3 separate regions of the Homo sapiens genome follow, and regions 2 and 3 are each linked to region 1. A link is an interaction called in ENCODE POLR2A ChIA-PET data of the cell type or tissue named here. Cell type or tissue: MCF 10A. All regions are shown on one strand. Each heading gives the region's core, and the rest is flanking DNA. Links, peaks and the distances in the headings are about the cores only.

Region 1 (6,160 bases), core at 740-5,739:
AAAAATTATGTACCTGTGCCATAACAGTGTTTCTTTTAACATATTTCTTCTTTTTCCTTATCTGTACATCCTATTATTCTAGAGTCCTTTGTGAGAAGAAAAAGTACAATGAAAACTTAATAGTTTTTAAAGTCATGTGCATCAATGTTTCTGCTTAATTTGGTTCCTACTTCAGAATCAACTACTGTACTTTCAGAGAGAAAAACCCTCTTCTGGCTTCTCAGGCAGGAAGTGACTCAGACCTCCCCTGTTTGAGGCATGATAATTGCTGTCCTGCTTTAGCTCTGCATTGTTTATTCGGCGGATATTTACTGAGCGCCCACTGTGTGCTAGGCGCTATTCTTTAGTCTGAGAATTATAGCCATGCATAAATGCTGCAATAGCCATACAAGTCTGACTAAAATTAGGCACATAATAGACATTTAAATATTTCTTATTGCCCAATTGTCCATATTCTCAGCGTTCAGGGTTCAACAAACTTGGGTGTGATCAACTCACAATAGCTATGAGTCCTCCCCGATGGCACATTCTTAGTCCAGCCTTGGTGAAGGTGGCATGGTCCCCTGCCCACACTGCTTTTTGTTTTTCAATGAGAAATAAAAATAAAAATAACAACTAAAAAGATTTTTCCTAATTCTTAAAGTACTGTACTATGTGCTTATGGTAAAAAAAAAAAAAAAAAAAAAAAGGAAGTTACAGGAAAAAGAATCAAAGAATGAATGCCATTTACAATCTCACTGGAAGGTTACAATTTCTGCTCAAAGAATAAATCCATTGAAGTGAGGAACCTGAGAAGTTTGCAAAAGGATGATCTTTTTTCTTTGTCATAATTATATAATGAGAGAAACAAGCAAACCTCTTTTTAAATACTTTAACATTCTCAGCTTTAGGAATAAAATAAGCAGATGAAAATTAGCTTTAAAAAACTCAGTGTGTCAAAACTATGCATCTAGAATTATCGTTATCTCTTGAGATTTTGGTCATAAATGGCAGGTGCTCTAGTTTTTATTTTGCTCATTGTTAGCCTGAAGAGGTCATCTGATTGAATTCTTAAACGCTATTATATCCCTCAAAACTGGGGTTAATTTTGCCTCTCTGATAAATATGGATAATATTTAACAAACCCAGTTTAGAGAACTATATGAAGCATTCAGAGTCCTATTTTATGCCCTTTAAAAAATTGGATTTCCTGTAGCAGTAACTAATTTATCATAGCTTTATAAAGGGAATCTAATTATTCAAAGTAATATCTAATTTGAAGCAGCCATTATTCACCAACCAACGTTAACACTAAACAAAATAAAATTGAGAGAGAAAAGAATCAGCTCTCTCCATTATACAGTCAGCACTATTGCAAATACTTATTCAATTACTTTCAGCAAACACAAGGCCCTCTGTGGTGGCTGCTCCATGGGTAATTTGCTCTGGAACTCTGACCTTTCAGTTTGTGACAGTGAAAAGAAACATCACATTAATATAGGAGAAGATAGAAGGACCTCTCGAAAGACCCAAGAAAGTGGTCTTGATAATAATACCTACCACTTATTATATTCTCACCATATACCAGGCTTCTCATTTAATTCTTATAAAGGGCTTCAGAGATGGGCATTAGCATCCCCATTTTCTAATGAGGGCCATGGGGCTTTGTTGGTTTATATAACCTGCCCAATATTAGTGGTAGAAGCAGATTTCTCACAGAAATCTGCCTTGCTCTGGATTGATGCTTAACAATTAGTTCTAATGCTTCCCATTTAGGGAGTAGCAAGGTCAGCCATAATTTAAATTCCATTCAGCAAATATTGTTAGTCCTGGCTACACTCCCAGAGCCGTGATATGGTTGCTCTCCTCTAGGAATTTGTAGTATTATTAGAAATAATTATAGGATATAAGGTGGTATAGAATTCAATTCCAAATTGGATAAAACCATGAGCCAAAGTATTTGCAACAGAAAATATATACTTGGGGCATTCAAAAATTCCAAATATTCCAATTCAGAATTTTAGATCTTACTCATTTTGTTGGAAAAGTATCTGATTCAACAAAGTAAATTGTATGCAAATAAAAATATAATCTGGGGAAAACCATTAAACGGTCAGAGATGAAAATTTTCTCTTAGAATTAAGAGTACTAACATGAATCCCTATTGGTCATCTTATCTGTGGCACTCGCAATAAAGAATTATAAGCAAGGAAAGTAGTGTCTCTCTCCTGCACATACCAAGGAACTGAAACACCTTCTAATTAAATGCCAAATAGAGTATTGAATAAAGAATCAAATCCCTGGATTTTGTTCCAGAACATCCATTTATTAACTATATAACTCTAGGTAAATGACTCAACCTTTTGGATTCTCAGCTTCCCCTTTGTAAGATGGAAACGCAGTACTAATATGTGCACTGTTTAATTTCACAAAGTTGACTGAGATGAAACATGTAAAAAGTGCTTTGGTGAACTATAAAGCTGTAAAAGAGTACTTGCCTTATTGCCCTTGTGCCTTGGATGTGGTCTGACGCAGCACAGATGTTTAACAAATGTTTGCTGAACCTAATGGCTAGGTTTATGTGCAAAATAAACAGAGCTGGAGAGGTGTCTCAACACAATGATGTTTGTACTAATTATGTGGCTCCCCCGAGCCTGGCTGTACCAGAGTCCAGCAGGTCCTCATTTCACTCAGCTCTGCCTTACTCTCCATGGTGCTCTCTCTCAGCTGCTGCAGACTGGAATGAGTCCACTGGTCTGCATGCCTAGGCTTCTCAAAACCCCTGGGGACTCGAAGGTGGCATGTTGTGGGGAGCAACCTCAGTGACCTTTAGTAGAGAGTGAGGGTCAGCAATCTCAAAACACACTGGAGAGTACCCAAAGGGGTTCTGAACTGCATGGAAAGCAAAATAAATAAAAAATAATAATAATCACTTTCTCCAGAGAGCAGTTTTGACATGCTGCTACTTGCCTCTTGCATTGTGATAAAAATACGTGGTAGGAAATCAATGTAGGTTTCCTTGGCAGCTGTTGTATAGAAGAGGTCAGGTGCAAATCTGAACAAGTTGCTGAAGGATGAGTCTGCTCACAGGCGTTTCCTACTTCATGGAAACAGCCAGATGATAGAAAACATGCTTAACATGACGATTGTTCATATTTATCTCAAAGTAAAATTTTCCATTCACTCAATATTTATTAGAACTACTGGATGCCTAAATTCCTTTTGTCTCAATTTCCTTTCCTGGGAAGGCTCTAAGAACCTTGGCTCCTTGGCTGTATTTTTAGAAACAGAATATGCATTGCCACAGTGAACATTAATATGTTTGTTTGTAGGGGTACCTGGGTGCAAGATAGGCAATAGGGTCTTCAGACAGGGCCGTCTTTATAACATTGACTTAGCCCAGCTTGACAGGTCCAGAAACTTGATATTTTTGGTGTCCCAGGGCTAATTTTACACATGGAGAGGGACTTAAAATATAAACCAAAAGGCCAGGCGTGGTGGCTCACGCCTGTAATCCCAGCACTTTGGGAGGCCAAGGCAGGCGGATCATGAGGTCAGGAGATCGAGACCATCCTGGCTAACACGGTGAAACCGATCTCTACTAAAAATATGAAAACAAAAAATTAACAGGGCGTGGTGACGGGCACCTGTAGTCCCAGCTACTTGGGAGGCTGAGGCAGAAGAATGGCATGAACCCGGGTGGCGGGGCTTGCAGTGAGCTGAGATCATGCCACTGAACTCCAGCCTGGGTGACAGAGCAAGACTCCATCTCAAAAAAAAAAAATACATATATATATATATATATATATATATATATATGTATATACCAAAAAACATACCTACCTATCTGGCATTTATTCTCTGGCTGCAAGAGAGCTTTGGGAAGCCAAGTTTATAATCATAAATATGTTTGGTGAGTGTGAAATAATAAAGAAGAGTAATTCATTTGATGACTTGAATGTTTAGTGGTATCAAGCTATTGTGCATGACAAATCCATTGTCACAAGAGAGATACGTTTGCCAATAAGACCAAATATTTAGATGGGCTGGATAAGACACTGTCATCCCCAGGCAGAAGGCATGAAGCAGTTAATCAGTGAAGTCTCTCTCTTTTTTTGAGACAGAGCCTTGCTGTGTCACCCAGGCTGGAGTGCAGTGGCATGATCTTGGCTCACTGCAACCTCTGCCTCCCGGGTTCAAGTGATTCTCCTGCCTCAACCTCCCGAGTAGCTGGGATTACAGGCACACACACCATGCCCAGCTGATTTTTGTATTTTCAGCAGAGACAGGGTTTCACCATGTTGGCCAGGCTGGTCTCAAACCCCTGACCTCAAGTGATCCACCCACCTCGGCTTCCCAAAGTGCTGGGATTACAGGCGTGAGCCACAGCAGTGGGCCTGAAGTCTTAATATACAGGAAATACCATGGCCTCATGATTCTGCTCAAATCAGAAAATTGCCCTTTCTATTAAAGATGATCTCTCCCTATTCCTTTATCAGCCCAATAACGGAGAATGCAAAGACAATACATCATAAATATGGTAGAATGATGATCACACACAAGAGAGGCAAATGGACAACGAACAGAGAACTCATATCAGAAAGACATTATCAGACAGCTGAGGAGCCACGTGGAGAAAAAAGCCAGTGCCCAGAAGAATGTCATGAGATGCAGGCATTTTGCAGAGCCTCAATAAAATCAATATAAATATGTATATCGAATGTGAACTAAACAATTACATAAGCAGAAGTTAAGTTCTGTCCAATCCTTCTGATGGAATGCAAAATTCCAACAAAGACAATCATGAGGCAAGAATCATGTACCATGCATAGAACCGGAGTACCAGAGTAAAGGCAACCACACCCTTGTAACCATCACCCAAATCAAGAAACAGGACATTACCAGCTCTCCAAAAATTCCCTCTGTTCCCTTCTAGTCACTAATTTCCCAGTGGTAACCACTCTGCTGACATCTAACAACATAGATTAGCTCACCTGTTTTTATACTTTGTATAAATGGAATATATGCTTTTTTGTGTCTGGTTTCTACTGCTCATCTTTATGTTGGAGAGATTCATCCATACTTTTGTATGTAGTTGTAAATCATTCTTACTGCTACTGATATAGCCCAAATTCTGTGGCTATATCACAATTGGTTTAACTATTTTGTTGTTCATGGGCCGGTTTGTTGGAACAACATTGGAATATTTGGAACATTGTTCCAAAAATTGGAACAACCATTTGTTCCAACCATCCAACAAATGGTTGTTCCAATTTTTGTCTACTAACAAGTACTGTTGCCATGAACATTCTGTTCCCCCAAATTCCCCCCGATTCTAATTCTTTTGGTGAACATGTGCATACATTTCTAGTAGGTGTATGCCTTGAAATCTGTTTGATGGGTTACAGGTTATGCATATGTTCAACTCTAGTAGTAACTCCCACTTCTCCAAAGTGGTTGTACCAATTTATTATCCCACAAGTGGTATATGATAATTCTTATTCCTTCACGTCCTTGTCAACACTTATTATTTTCCATCTTTTTCATCTTAGCCATTTTCGTGGATAGCAAGTGTTATTTTATTATGGTTTTATGTTATTTTATTATGCATTTCCCTGAGAATTAATAAACAATTTTCTGTATGTTTATTTACACATCTCTTTTATGAGACTTTTGCCCATTATGCTGTTGAGTTGTTCAACTTTTTCTTATTGACTTGCAGGTGTTCTTTATACATTCTAGATTTGTGTTTTTTAATCATATATATGTGTGTTTGCATTGGATATAAATTAATATATGTTAATATTTTTCTCTCACCTTGTGGGTTGCCTTTTCACTCAATTTGGGGGAACAGAAGTTTTTAGTTTCAATGTAGCCAAGTTTATCACATTTTTTCCTTTTATGATTAATGCTTTTTCATTTGCTTATTTTCTATTTAACAAAGGATTGCTGACTCCAAGGTCATGAAGATGTTCTACTCTAGAAGTTTTATTGTTTCATCTTTCAATTATTTCTGCAATCTGTCTGGTATTGACTCTTGTGTGTAATGTGAAATAAACATTAGAATACCTTTTTTTCCACTTGAATGTTGAATTGACACAGCACAATTTATCTGAAAGATTATCCTTTTCCCTACTGCATTGCAGGATCACCTTTATCATAAATCATGCCACCATATATG
Region 2 (6,160 bases), core at 747-5,746, 160 kb after region 1:
ATACAGGAGGTCTGCCTGCTGCAGCTACTCCAAGGATTAAATTAATTTCAAGCATCATATAAAATATTAACTGAAATTCTCTGTTCACTTCATGCGGTATCCTTTGTTTTATAAATAATAATAATCATAACGCCCTTCAAAACATTGAATAAAATCAGTGCAAAACATTGAGCAAAAATGCAGTGGGATTTAGGGTCCTAATCCATAAAATAGGGGGATGATAGCATCTCTTATAAGATTATTATGGACAACTAAAATTGTATTTATAAAGCCCTTAGAATTGTGACTGGCACATAGTTACTACTTTAAAAATATTTGTCCATCAGGTGCAATGGCTGATGCTGTTAATCCCAGCACTTTGGGAGGCCCAGGTGGGAGGATTGCTTGAGGCCAGGAGTACATGACCAACCTGGGCAACACAGTAAGATCCCATCTCTACAGAAGACTTTTTTTTAATCAGGATCCCTTGAGCCCAAGAGATCAAGGCCACAGTGAGCTATGATCACATCACTGCATTCCAACGTGGGCAATAGAGACTCTCTCAAAAAATAGGGCCTGGCGCAGTGGTTCATGCCTGTAATCCCAGCACTTTGGGAGGCCGAGGTGGGTGAATCACCTGAGGTTGGGAGTTCGAGACCAGCCTGACCAACATGGAGAAACCCCCTCTCTACTAAAAATACAAAATTAGCCAGGCGTGGTGGCACATGCCTGTAATCCCAGCTACTCAGGAGGCTGAGGTGGGAGAATTGCTTGAACCCAGGAGGCAGAGGTTGTGGTGAGCTGAGATCACACCACTGCACTCCAGCATGGGCAACAAGAGTGAAACTCCATCTCAAATAAATAAATAAATAAAAATAAAAAAATAAAATATTTGTCAAATAAAATTAAAGATTGTTCCAAGTTCATGCTATTGTTTTAGCTACTACCATGTAATTGCCTCTCAGAGTATTAGGAATCCAGTTTGAATGTGATTTTAATATTTAAGGAGATAATTATGGATTGAGCAGAAGAGAGGGGAGATTGTGATTCTTTATTTGAGCTAAGTTAGAAAAGGGATCAAAGAACGGATGGAAATGGCATGAAGCCCAGGGTGTTGGCAGAGGGTAGCCAGAGTGGCCAGGCTGGTTGGTGCAGTCACTTAACACACATTTCAGAGCACTGACCACAGGCCCAGTGCCAGGCACTACAGACTGTGGAAACCATAAAAGCAGTTGCTGAGATGATGTGATGCAGTATTTCTTAGACCATTTCCCTCAGAATCACTAAGATGTTTGTTAAAAAAACAATACCAGGGCATAGGCCCCACCCTAAAACCATTAAATCAGAATCAGAATCAGAAATTCTGAGGGCAAAAACCTGGAGACAAGTGTATCTAAAAGTTCTCCAGGTATTTCTAATGTGCAACCAGGATTAAGAATCACTAATGCCAGGTGCAGTGGCTCATCCCTGTAATCCCAGCACTTTGGGAGGCCGAGGCGGGTGGATCACGAGGTCAGGAGGTCGAGACCAGCCTGGCCAATATTGTGAAACCCTGTCTCTACTAAAAATACAAAAACTAGCCGGGCGTGGTGGTGTGTGCCTATAGTCCCAGCTACTCGGGAGGCTGAGGCAGGAGAATCACTTGAACCCAGGAGGCGGAGGTTGCAGTGAGCCGAGATTTCGCCACTGCACTCCAGGCTGGGCAATAGAGGGAGACTTTGCCTCAGAAAAAAAAAAAAAAAAAGAATCACTAACCTGGTTCAGCCTTTTCATTTGGCAGATGAGAAAACTGAGGACTCAGAAATTAAATAACTTGCCTAAGATGGTAGAGCTCTCTTCAAACAGGTAACTGTAACACAGACTGGCTATGCACTAGTACAGTATTTTTCAAAATTAAAGTAATGCTTCATTAGTAAATTGTAAAAATAAATTTAGTGCATCCTGACCAGAATTTATTTGGAACAGAATAAAAAAATCAGAGTACAAATCAAGTAATAATGATACTATTCCATGGCATGTATGTGTGTTTGTGTGTGTGTGTGTTTATGTGTGTATTCTGACTAGAAGTAAAATGTCATTATTATTATGGATTGTTGTTAAAAAAAAATTGAAAAATCCTGCTCTGGAGTTTCCTTAAAATTTGAATATCTAAGGTTAGAAGGTGATGTCTGCCTATAGGAGTGATATAACTGCCTCTGCTGTCTAGTATGTAGCCCACAGAGAGGGTATGGATGGTATCGAGGTTAAGAACATGGGCTTGGGGGTGCACACATCTTGGAGAAAATTGAGTGTATGCCCTTTATTGGTGATGGGAACTTTTGCGAGAATCTTAAACTCTTTATGGCTCAGATACCTAAACTTTAAAATGAAAATAAAAACACACACCTCATAGGACTGTTAGTTTTAAATGCCATAATATCTGTAAGGCACTTGGCATAATGTTTGGCGCTTAGTAAATAGTCAATAAATACAAACAATTAAAAATGCATCCACGATCTATCATTTCCTGATTCAGAGAGGAAAGGAACTAAAAATGTACTAGGATTAAAACGGTTTTTGGAAGGATGTATATTCTTGTGACTAATGTTTATTTTAGAAAGACGGAAGTGAAAAAATAGCTGAAATAATTGCTTTAATGGGCAACATATTTACAAAAACTTTTTTTTTAATTTTCACAGAACCAGAAATTATGGTGCTACAAAAATACCTGCTTATCTTAGAGCCAAAACATTTCAATTTTAAAAAATGGCCTCGTATGGCAGATACATAAGTCAGGTATGCCACTCCTGGGATCATATCGGATGGGAGGCAGGATTAGATTACAGCTCCAGACAGAGCGGCATGCAGAGGCTTGCCTTGTGAATTTTAGCTCCAGATCGACTGCAAGAACAAACCAGCAATCCTGAGAGGATCCACAGACTCTCTGAAGGAAGCAGACTGCTCCTGCAGGACCCAGGAGACCCCCAAATACTGTGAGTGCCCCAACTGCAGTGCCACAACTGCAGAAGTGGGAAAGGGAGACCCTCCTCTCCCGAACACACACCCCCACTGGAGAAGCCGAAGATCTGTTTGTGGGAGAAGTTTCTGACTTTACCTGAAGCTGAGTCAAGTTAGAGAGCCAAGCGAAAAACAGGGGTAGAGGAAGCGGCAGAAAGGCCCTGGAAGCTCGCTGGGTGCCCCTGCAGCCCATTCCTGCCTGGCACCACAGGGATCCACTGAGAGGGTGGCCAGAGATGCAGGGGGTAAAACTCCACAGGGAGAAGGAATGCTCTAGCCGAAATTTGTACCAATTTGAACAGGGTGAGAAACCTCCTGGCCAGAACTCAGGGGAGGGCGTGAATCCAGTATGCAGACTTCACTCGTAGGGGAAGAACTAAAGCCCTTTTCTTTCACAGCTGTGAGGCAGATAGCCTTGGGCAAGTTTTCAAGCCTATCTCTCCCTCTTCCTGGAAACAGACTCAGGGCTGTTGGTGGGACATGGTGGGAGTGAGACCAGCCCTTCCGTTTGCATGAGAGCTGGGTGAGGGCTCTGACTGCCAGCTTTCCTCCACTTCCCTGATAACCTGCATGACTCAGCAGAGGCAGCCCTAATCCTCCTAGGTACACAACTCCAGTGACCTGGGAATCTCACTCCCATCTCCCACAGCAGCCACAGCAAGACTTGCCCAAGGAGAGTCTGAGCCTCCTGAACAGTCTGAGCGTATGCCTAGCCCTGCCCCCACCTGATGGTCCTTCCCTATCCACCCTGGTAGTGGAAGATAAACGGCATATAATCTTGGGAGTTCTAGGGTCCCACCCACTACTGGTCCCTCTCCACATTACTACAGCTGATGTTTTCTGGAAAATGCCACCTCCTGGCAGGAGGCCAACCGGCACAAAAATAGAGCATTAAACCACCAAAGCTACAGACCTTCAGAAAGTCTATTGCACCTTCTGCCACCTCCACCAGAACAAGCGCTGGTATCCACGGCTGAGAGACCCGTAGACAGTTCACATCACAGGACTCTGTGCAGACAACCCCCAGTAGCAGCCTAGAGCCTGGTAGACTTGCTGGGTGGCTAGACCCAGAAGAGAGACAACAATCACTGCAGTTCAGCTCACAGGAAGCCACATCCATAGGAAAAGGGGGAGAGTACTACATCAAGGGAAGACCCTGTGGGACAAAAGAATCTGAACGACAGCCTTCAGCCCTAGACCTTCCCTTTGACAGAGCCTACCCAAATGAGAAGGAGCCAGAAAACCAATCCTTGTAATATGACAAAACAAGGCCCTTCAACACCCCCCAAAAATCACACTAGTTCACCAACAATGGATCCAAACCAAGAAGAAATCCCTAATTTACCTGAAAAAGAATTCAGGAGGTTAGTTATTAAGCTAATCAGGGAGAGACCAGAGAAAAGTGAAGCGCAATGCAAGGAAATCCAAAAAATGATACAAGAAGTGAAGGGAGAAATATTCAAGGAAATAGATAGCTTAAAGAAAAAACAATACAAAATTCAGGAAACTTTGGACACACTTTTAGAAATGTGAAATGCTCTGGAAAGTCTCAGCAATAGAATTGAATAAGTAGAAGAAAGAAATTCAGAGCTCAAAGACAAGGCCTTTTTTTTTTTTTTTTTTTTTTTGAGATGGAGTTTCACTCTTGCTGCCCAGGCTGGAGTGCAATGGTGCGATCTCCGCTCACCGCAACCTCCACCTCCCGGGTTCAAGCGATTCTCCTGCCTCAGCCTCCCAAGTAGCTGGGATTACACCATGCCCAGCTAATTTTATATTTTTAGTAGAGACAGGGTTTCTCCATGTTGGACATGCGGCCTCAAACTCCTGACTTCAGGTGATCCACCCACCTCAGCCTCCCAAAGTGCTGGGCCGTGCCCAATGACAAGTTCTTCAAATTAAACCAATCCAACAAAGACAAAGAAAAAAGAATAAGAAAATATGAACAAAGCCTCCAAGAGGTCTGAGATTATGTTAAACGACCAAACCTAAGAACAATCAGTGTTCCCAAGGAAGAAGAGAATTCTAAAAGCTTAGAAAATATATTTGGGAGAATAATTGAGGAAAACATCCCCAGCATTGCTAGAGACCTAGACATCCAAATACAAGAAGCACATAGAACACATCAGAAATTCATCACAAAAAGATCTTCTCCTAGGCACCTTGTCATCAGGTTATCCAAAGCTAAGATGAAGGAAAGAATTTTAAGATCTGTGAGACAGAAGCACCAGGTAACCTATAAAGGAAAACCTATCAGATTAACTGGAGATTTCTCAGCAGAAACTCTACAAGCTAGGAGGGATTGGGGCCCTATCTTCAGCCTCCTCAAACAAAACAATTATCAACTAAGAATTTTGTATCCAGAGAAACTAAGCATCATATATGAAGGAAAGATACAGTTGTTTTCAGAAAAACAAATACTGAGAGAATTCGCCATTACCAGGCCACCACTATAAGAACTGCTAAAAGGAGTTCTAAATCTTAAAACAAATCCTAGAAATACATCAAAACAGAACCTCTTTAAAGGATAAGTCACACAGGACCTATAAAACAAAAATACAAGTTAAAAAGCAAAAACAGCAACAAAAAAACAAAGTACACAGGCAACAAAGAGTACGATGAATGCACAGTACCTCATATTTCAATACTAACATTGAATGTAAATGGCCTAAATTCTCCACTTAAAAGATACAGAACCTCAGAATGCGTAAGAACTCACCAACCATCTATTGCCTTCAGGAGACTCACCTAACACGTAAAGACTCACATAAACTTAAAGTAAAGGGGTGGAAAAAGGCATTTCATGCAAATGGACACTAAAAGTGAGCAGAGGTAGCTATTCTTATATCATGCAAAACAAACTTTAAAGCAACAGCGGTTAAAAGAGACAAAGAGGGACATTCTATAATGGTAAAAGGCCTTGTCCAACAGGAAAATATCACAATCCTGAACATATATTCACCTAACACTGGAGCTCCCACATTTATAAAACAATTTCTACTAGACCTAAGAAATGAGATAGACAGCAACACAATAATAGTGGGGGACTTCAGCACTCCACTGACAGCACTAGACAGTTCATCAAGAGAGAGAGTCAACAAAGAAACAATAGATTTAAACTATACCTTGGAACAAATGGACTTAACAGATATATACAGAACATTTCATCCAACAACTGCAGAATACA
Region 3 (6,160 bases), core at 747-5,746, 97 kb after region 1:
TATTGAGAGAGCTAGAGTGATAAGAATACTACTGCCCTGGCACGGTTGCTCAGCCTGTAATCCCAGCACGTTGGGAGGCTGAGGCAGGCGGATCACAAGGTCAGGCCTTTGAGACCAGCCAAACAACATGGTGAAACACCATGTCTACTAAAAATACAAAAATTAGCTGGGCGTGGTGGCACGTGCCTGTAATCCTAGCTACTCAGGAGGCTGAGGCATGAGAATCACTTGAATCTGGGAGGTGGAGATTGCAGTGAGCCGAGATCACGCCACTGCACTCCAACCTGGGTGACAGAGCGAGACTCCATCTCAAAAAAAAAAAGAAAAAAAAAGAATACTACTATGTTGAGTGCTTTATACCTATTATCTTTTTAACAGCCTTCCAGTAACTCAGGAGGCAGATTATTAGTGCTATTACTCCCATTGCACAGTTGACGAAAACTGTGGCTTAAGTAATTTGCACAAGACCACATAGCTAGTAACAGTTGAGCTGCAACTTGAACTCAGGCTGACTCCAGAACCCTAGCTCTCACTCGCCACACCATACTGCCTTAAGAGCAGAAACATCCAACTGCCCATAAGGATACGCAAAAATGAGGACATATAAACAAACAATATTTTGAAACTCATCACCCCAGAGATTATAAATGCAAATGGAGTGTCTTACTGGGATAGACAGAGTTTAGTTCCACCCAACAGCTAAAAGCTAAATTAGAATGGCTTCAGGGGTCTCTCTTTTTTTTTTTGGCAATGATTCAAAGGATGATTTTTATTCTTTATACCATTTGGAAAACAGGTGACATAAAGAGGATTAACATCCTAATCAAATAACATATCTGATATCTTGGGAGTGTTAGCTACCCAATTAGGGAATGAACTTTTGCCAATTAGGGAAAAATAGAGTGCTACAATTCAGGTACTCACAAATTATAATAGGTAAACATTTATATCATAGTGATTATATATAGGTAAAGAGGTGGGCAGAATGTACATAGAAAACTTCTGAACTGTCTATCTCTTGCTGTCTAGGGATGGAATTTCTAAATATATTTTGCTCTAGTGCCTGATAGAAAATTACCTCAAGGAAGTAGAGACCTTTTGAGAAATCTAAGATAGCAATGTGCTAGTGTTTCCTAACATGTGCTCTGTGGGACACTTAAATAGGCAATGTATCTCAAAATATGCATGTTCAAAATAGAGTCCCACATATCAACATCATATTAAAGGCTCAGAGAAGTTTAACAATAAAGAAATCGATTTAACTTGGGTTAACCAGCACTTCCCAAATATACTAGCTACAGAACCATTTCTTTTTTTTTTAACACCTATATATCACCCATTGAACGGGTATTTTACTGAACACAGTACAGTAGACTGTTTAAAACTCACATCCTGGTAACTTTCACTACTTGAAATTACAAAGTGCTTTTGTTAATTGCATATTTTTGCTCAGCCATCTTAGAATTGTGTGCCACGTGAGGACAGGGACTCATCTGTATACAGACTTCCTGCACTCGTAAACTTTTTTTTATGTTTTAATAGACTTTGATTCCTTCAGTGTTCTGATAACTACAGAATCTCTGATCATGACTCCAAGGAAGACAAGGGCCCCCGCACCAGTTGGTGCTATGCTAGGCAGTGGGGATACTGCATGAACAGAACAGATATGGTTCCTGCTGAGGCAGAGCTGACATTTTATTGAGGAAAATAGACCATTAGGTACTTAAACCAGCAATAGAGAGAATATTTTTCTTTTTCTTCTTTTCTTTTTCTTTTTTGTAGAGAAAGGGTCTCCCTATGTTGCCTAGGCTGGTCTTGAACTCCTGGGCTAAAGCGATTCTCCCACCTTGGCCCTCCCAAAGTGCTGGGATTGCACCGCACCAGGCCAAGAATATTTTCCATTGTAAATGTATAAATTAGTAAATGAAGTTTACCTCAATCCCATGTGTGTTTTAGTTGGTGTGAGCTGTACCTTGCATGCTTACCCTCTGGCTACTTGCAAGAGGCAGGCTGGAGACAGTGGTGTGCTGGTAAACGACCAGCTGGGGAAGGGGAGGTGGTTTGATTTATAGCATTTGCAGATTTCCATGATGCAAATACTCCCGCCACATTGGATTTCAAACCATCCAGGTGATGCCAAGTAGCTTCCTGGAAATTTAACCATCTGCTCTCGGTAACTGCTGCCAGCAGCTCCAGCACACACCACTGGTTCTAGCCCTTCAAAGCAAGTTTAGCTAGCATTCTTCTCATCACAGACTTTTGAGTTTCACAAGCTAAGTAAAAGAATTTTTAAAAATTAGAGAAAGACTTTCTGAAATCTTTTTTCTTCCCTTCCTTCCTTCCTTTTTCCCTTCCCTTTTTCCTTCCTTCTTTTACCAAAGACACTAAAAAAAAAAAAAAATTACAATCTACAAATACCGTCATTTCATAAAAGAAAGGATATTTTAATTTTTTAAAAGTGGGAATAACATAATTTCAGAACAAAGATTAGTCCTTTAAATTTAATGAATCCAGATCTATGAAAATTTTATTACCTTACTTATTTTTCTAATTTTATTATGAACTAGGGAAAGTTTTGTGTATGCATTGGAATGTTTTTGGCTACAGGTGAAAGAAACCTGGCAGAGGTTAAGTAACCTGGAGTTATTTTTCTTACCTAGCAAGAGGTCTAGAGGTGAGTGGTTGCTGGCAGTAGTTCAACTGTGTAGTAATGCTGTCAGACTCCTTCTTTTTCCCTAGCTTTCCTTTCCACCAGCTTTAGCTTGTAAACTTGTTTCCTCATGTTTGTAGCCTCATAGTCACAAGATGTTGCTGCATCTCCAGGTAGATGAAAGGCAGGAGCAAAAGGCCTTTATATGGATTGAACTGTGTCCCCAAAAAAGATATGTTGATATCCTAACCCAGATACCTGCAAATGTGGCCTTATTTGGAATGCAAATGTAATTAGTTAAGATGAGGTCATATTGAACCAGGGTGGGCCCTAATCCAATAACTGATGTCCTTACAAAAAGAAAAAACAGAGACAGACACAAGAAGAGAACGCTATGTGAAGGCAGAGACACACACAGAGGGAAGACAGCCCTGTGAAGAAGGAGGCAGAAGTTGAAGTATTGAAGCTGCAAGCCGAGGAATGCCAAGTATTGCTGGTGTAGGAGAGGAAAATAATTACCTTTTCTGTACCCATCCTAGGTTCTCCAGCTAGGGAAAATTAGACTGCATATTAGAGTGGCCCGGCACGGTGGCTCACACCTGTAATCCCAGCACTTTGGAAGGCTGACGGGGGTGGATCACTTAAGGCCAGCAGTTCGAGACCAGCCTGGCCAACATGTTGAAACCCCATCTCTACTGAAAATACAAAGATTAGCTGGGCTTGGTGGCAGGCACCTGTAATCCCAACTATGCAGGAGGCTGAGGCAGCAGAACTGCTTGAACCTGGGAGGTGGAGGTTGCAGTGAGCTGAAATCGTGGTACTACTACTCCAGCTTGGGCAACAGCAGAGCTAGACTCAGTCTCAAAAAAAAAAAAAGACTGTATATTAGACTGACAAAAGACAGATTAACAAGAGAAAAACAAACAAGTTTATTGAAATATGCATTGCACATACACATAGGAGTATTCAGTAATAAGTAATTCAAAGGAGTGGTTAGAACTTGAACTTAGTCTGGTGCAGTGGCTCACACCTGTAATCCCAGCACTTTGGGAGGCCAAGGTGGGCGGATCACGAGGTCAAGAGTTTGAGACCAGCCTGACCAACATGGTGAAACCCCATCTCTACTAAAAATAACAAAATTAGCCAGATGTGGTGGCACGCCCCTGTAATCCCAGCTACTCAGGAGACTGAGGCAGGAGAACTGCTTGAACCCAGGGGGCAGGGGTTGCAGTGAGCCAAGATCGCGCCCCTGCACTCCAGCCTGGGTGACAGAGTGAGACTCCGTCTAAAAAAAAAGAAAAAAAAAAAGAACTTGAACTTACATAGAATTGAGCAAAGAACAATAATTTTGTAGAGAAGTGGCAAGACAAAGGAAAATGACTTTGAGCTTCTAGGGGCAGCAAATTGTGGGAAGGCAAATATATGGGGAAACTTATGGTAGATGAGGGCTAGTTAATACGTTTTGTTTTTGTAGATTCCTCTGGATGACATCTTGTCTCCAGTGATAAGGTGTTGTCCCTTTATGTTATCCCTTTACTGGTAGGGGGGTAGAGGGGGGCACTTTCACAAGGGGAGCTTATGTTCTGTTTTCAGGCAGATAGGAGGCGGACAGAGATCTCATCCTGGGTCTGCTTTTTCTCAGTTGCCTTCAAGTCAAAATAATCCATATGCCAGAGTGGCATATTGTGGGGTGGCATAATCCAAACCCCTTCATTGGCAAGCATCAGAAGCCAGGAAGAGACAAGAAAAGGTTTTTTCCCCTACAGCTTTCAGAAGGAGCATGGCCCTGCTGACACCTTATTTCAGTCTGAGGGCCTTCAGAATTGTGAGATACTACATTTCTGTTGTAATCTACCCAGTTTGTGATACTTCGTGATGGCAGCCCAAGGAAATTAACACAGCACAAAATCTTGTCTTTACTTAGGATATCTCCAGCTGATTTCTTTTTATATCCTATTGGCCAGAACAAGGTCAAATGCCCAAACCAAGAACAACCAATTGATAAAGGGAAGGAGATTTCCATGACTGGTTAGGCCTATCCTGGAGTCGGGGACCACTCTCCTTGGAAGCAAAGATCTCTCCTTACCACCTGAACACACTGAAAGAAGGGAAAATGGCTCTTGGGGAGGTAGTGGGTAGTGCCTATCACACTTGAAGGTGGACCACTGTGCTGCTCTGTGGACTTTAGAAATGCTGCCCTACTTAACAGTGTTTGAGATTCATCTCAAAACAGATCTTTACCTTCTCCAGAAGCACTCAGGAGTTTAGGTGAAAGATCCAGGTGGATAGCTCCAGGGTAAGAAGTTAGAAATGCTGACACTATGTGAGAGATAGTGTTCATAGGGAGAGACCATGGGATCTTACCTAAAACCAAGAAATGGGTGGTAAATGTAGTGAAAAGGAAGCACCAGGAAATTGGAAATCTCAGGGAGGAGAAAAGGCAGGTGAAATGATCTGGTACTGATGAAAATCCCCCATCTCTACATCAAGGGGATTATTAACTCAGTTTCAAAAATAGAGAACAAGAGAGAAAAAGAGAAACAGGGATGCTGTTTTAACTATAGGCAGCAGTATATAGTAAGACATATTTTTAATCTTTTATCAGTGAAAGTGTAAACAGTTAAATCCAGCACTAAATAATAAATGTGTCAATATTTTAAAATATATTTTTTCATAGCTAAAATTAGAACTAAACATGCTAATGAACTCAGCACCAAGGGCTGGAGGTGATGGAGAGAACATTTCATCTCCCAGGCAACTCCCAACTCTGCAAGTTCTAGAATTCCTAAACATTAAATTTTCTTCATTGAAGACATATTTGGGAACTATAGCTTCATCATAAGGCAGCCAAGTCTTGTGATATATGGGTTAAAGGAAAGTTATGCTTCTCCTGGGGTCTTCCTCTACATTTCCACCTAGACGGGCCTGGGTCAAAATGTAGAGGAAGACCCCAGAAGGAGCAAAACTTTCACCTGCGCCTCTTCCACCTGGGTCTGTCCTTTATCCTACCAGCTCCAAGAACAGGATTGTAATTGGTCACCTGATCTACCTGCATCTTCCTGACTGCAACAAGTTCTTTGCCCTATAGCTGCTTTATTTCCACAGTTTGTCTTACCTGGAAGCACCTCTTCCTTCTTGGAGTCCCTTCTGTTCCCCAGACATACCTCTGTCATGGCACCATAGCATTTTGTGGCTTTTAAAAATTACATGTCTTATCTCCCCTTACTAAGGACTTTGGGGACAGTGATCTTGCCTTAGTTGTCTTTGGGTTCCCAGCATCTAACACCATTGGGGTCTCTTAAATGTTGGATGAATAAATAAATTATTAAAGGCTAATCTCAGGGGGGAATAGAATATGTCATAAATTCCTCAGCTGGAACTCATAGGGATCAATGATGTCCCACACAAAAGCCCTATAGGGACAAGAATTCAGGAAGGGTGTTAGCTGCAAATCTTCCTGGCCTATGGAGAAGCATGGAATATACTGTGAGCCATATATGTCCCTGAAGC

Evidence for each region. Peaks named below come from ENCODE experiments on the same cell type or tissue, not always from the same donor. Only the 100,000 strongest peaks of a DNase experiment are listed, where the experiment ranks them.
Region 2: POLR2A ChIA-PET joins it to region 1 with 5 read pairs; 8 of 35 experiments call an interaction of 5 or more read pairs at or near these places.
Region 3: POLR2A ChIA-PET joins it to region 1 with 6 read pairs; 12 of 35 experiments call an interaction of 5 or more read pairs at or near these places.

The regions. Positions count from the first base shown.
Region 1 is chr12:47,085,696-47,091,855 of GRCh38, forward strand. The region is part of intron 1 of PCED1B (PC-esterase domain containing 1B); the gene reads left to right. Among named protein-coding and RNA genes, the nearest start is that of AMIGO2, 8.8 kb to the left of the region's middle. In MCF 10A, for the core only: no CTCF peak of the experiment used is centred there; a DNase peak (open chromatin) is centred at 3,006.
Region 2 is chr12:47,246,478-47,252,637 of GRCh38, forward strand. It overlaps LOC105369746 (a long non-coding RNA gene), which reads right to left and starts at 3,984. Exons shown (of 2, transcript XR_007063288.1): 1 at 3,890-3,984. In MCF 10A, for the core only: no CTCF peak of the experiment used is centred there; DNase peaks (open chromatin) are centred at 2,814 and 3,434.
Region 3 is chr12:47,182,280-47,188,439 of GRCh38, forward strand. All of the region lies in intron 2 of PCED1B (PC-esterase domain containing 1B), which reads left to right. MIR4698 (microRNA 4698) reads left to right here and starts at 5,533; the gene lies at 5,533-5,612. In MCF 10A, for the core only: no CTCF peak of the experiment used is centred there; a DNase peak (open chromatin) is centred at 2,712.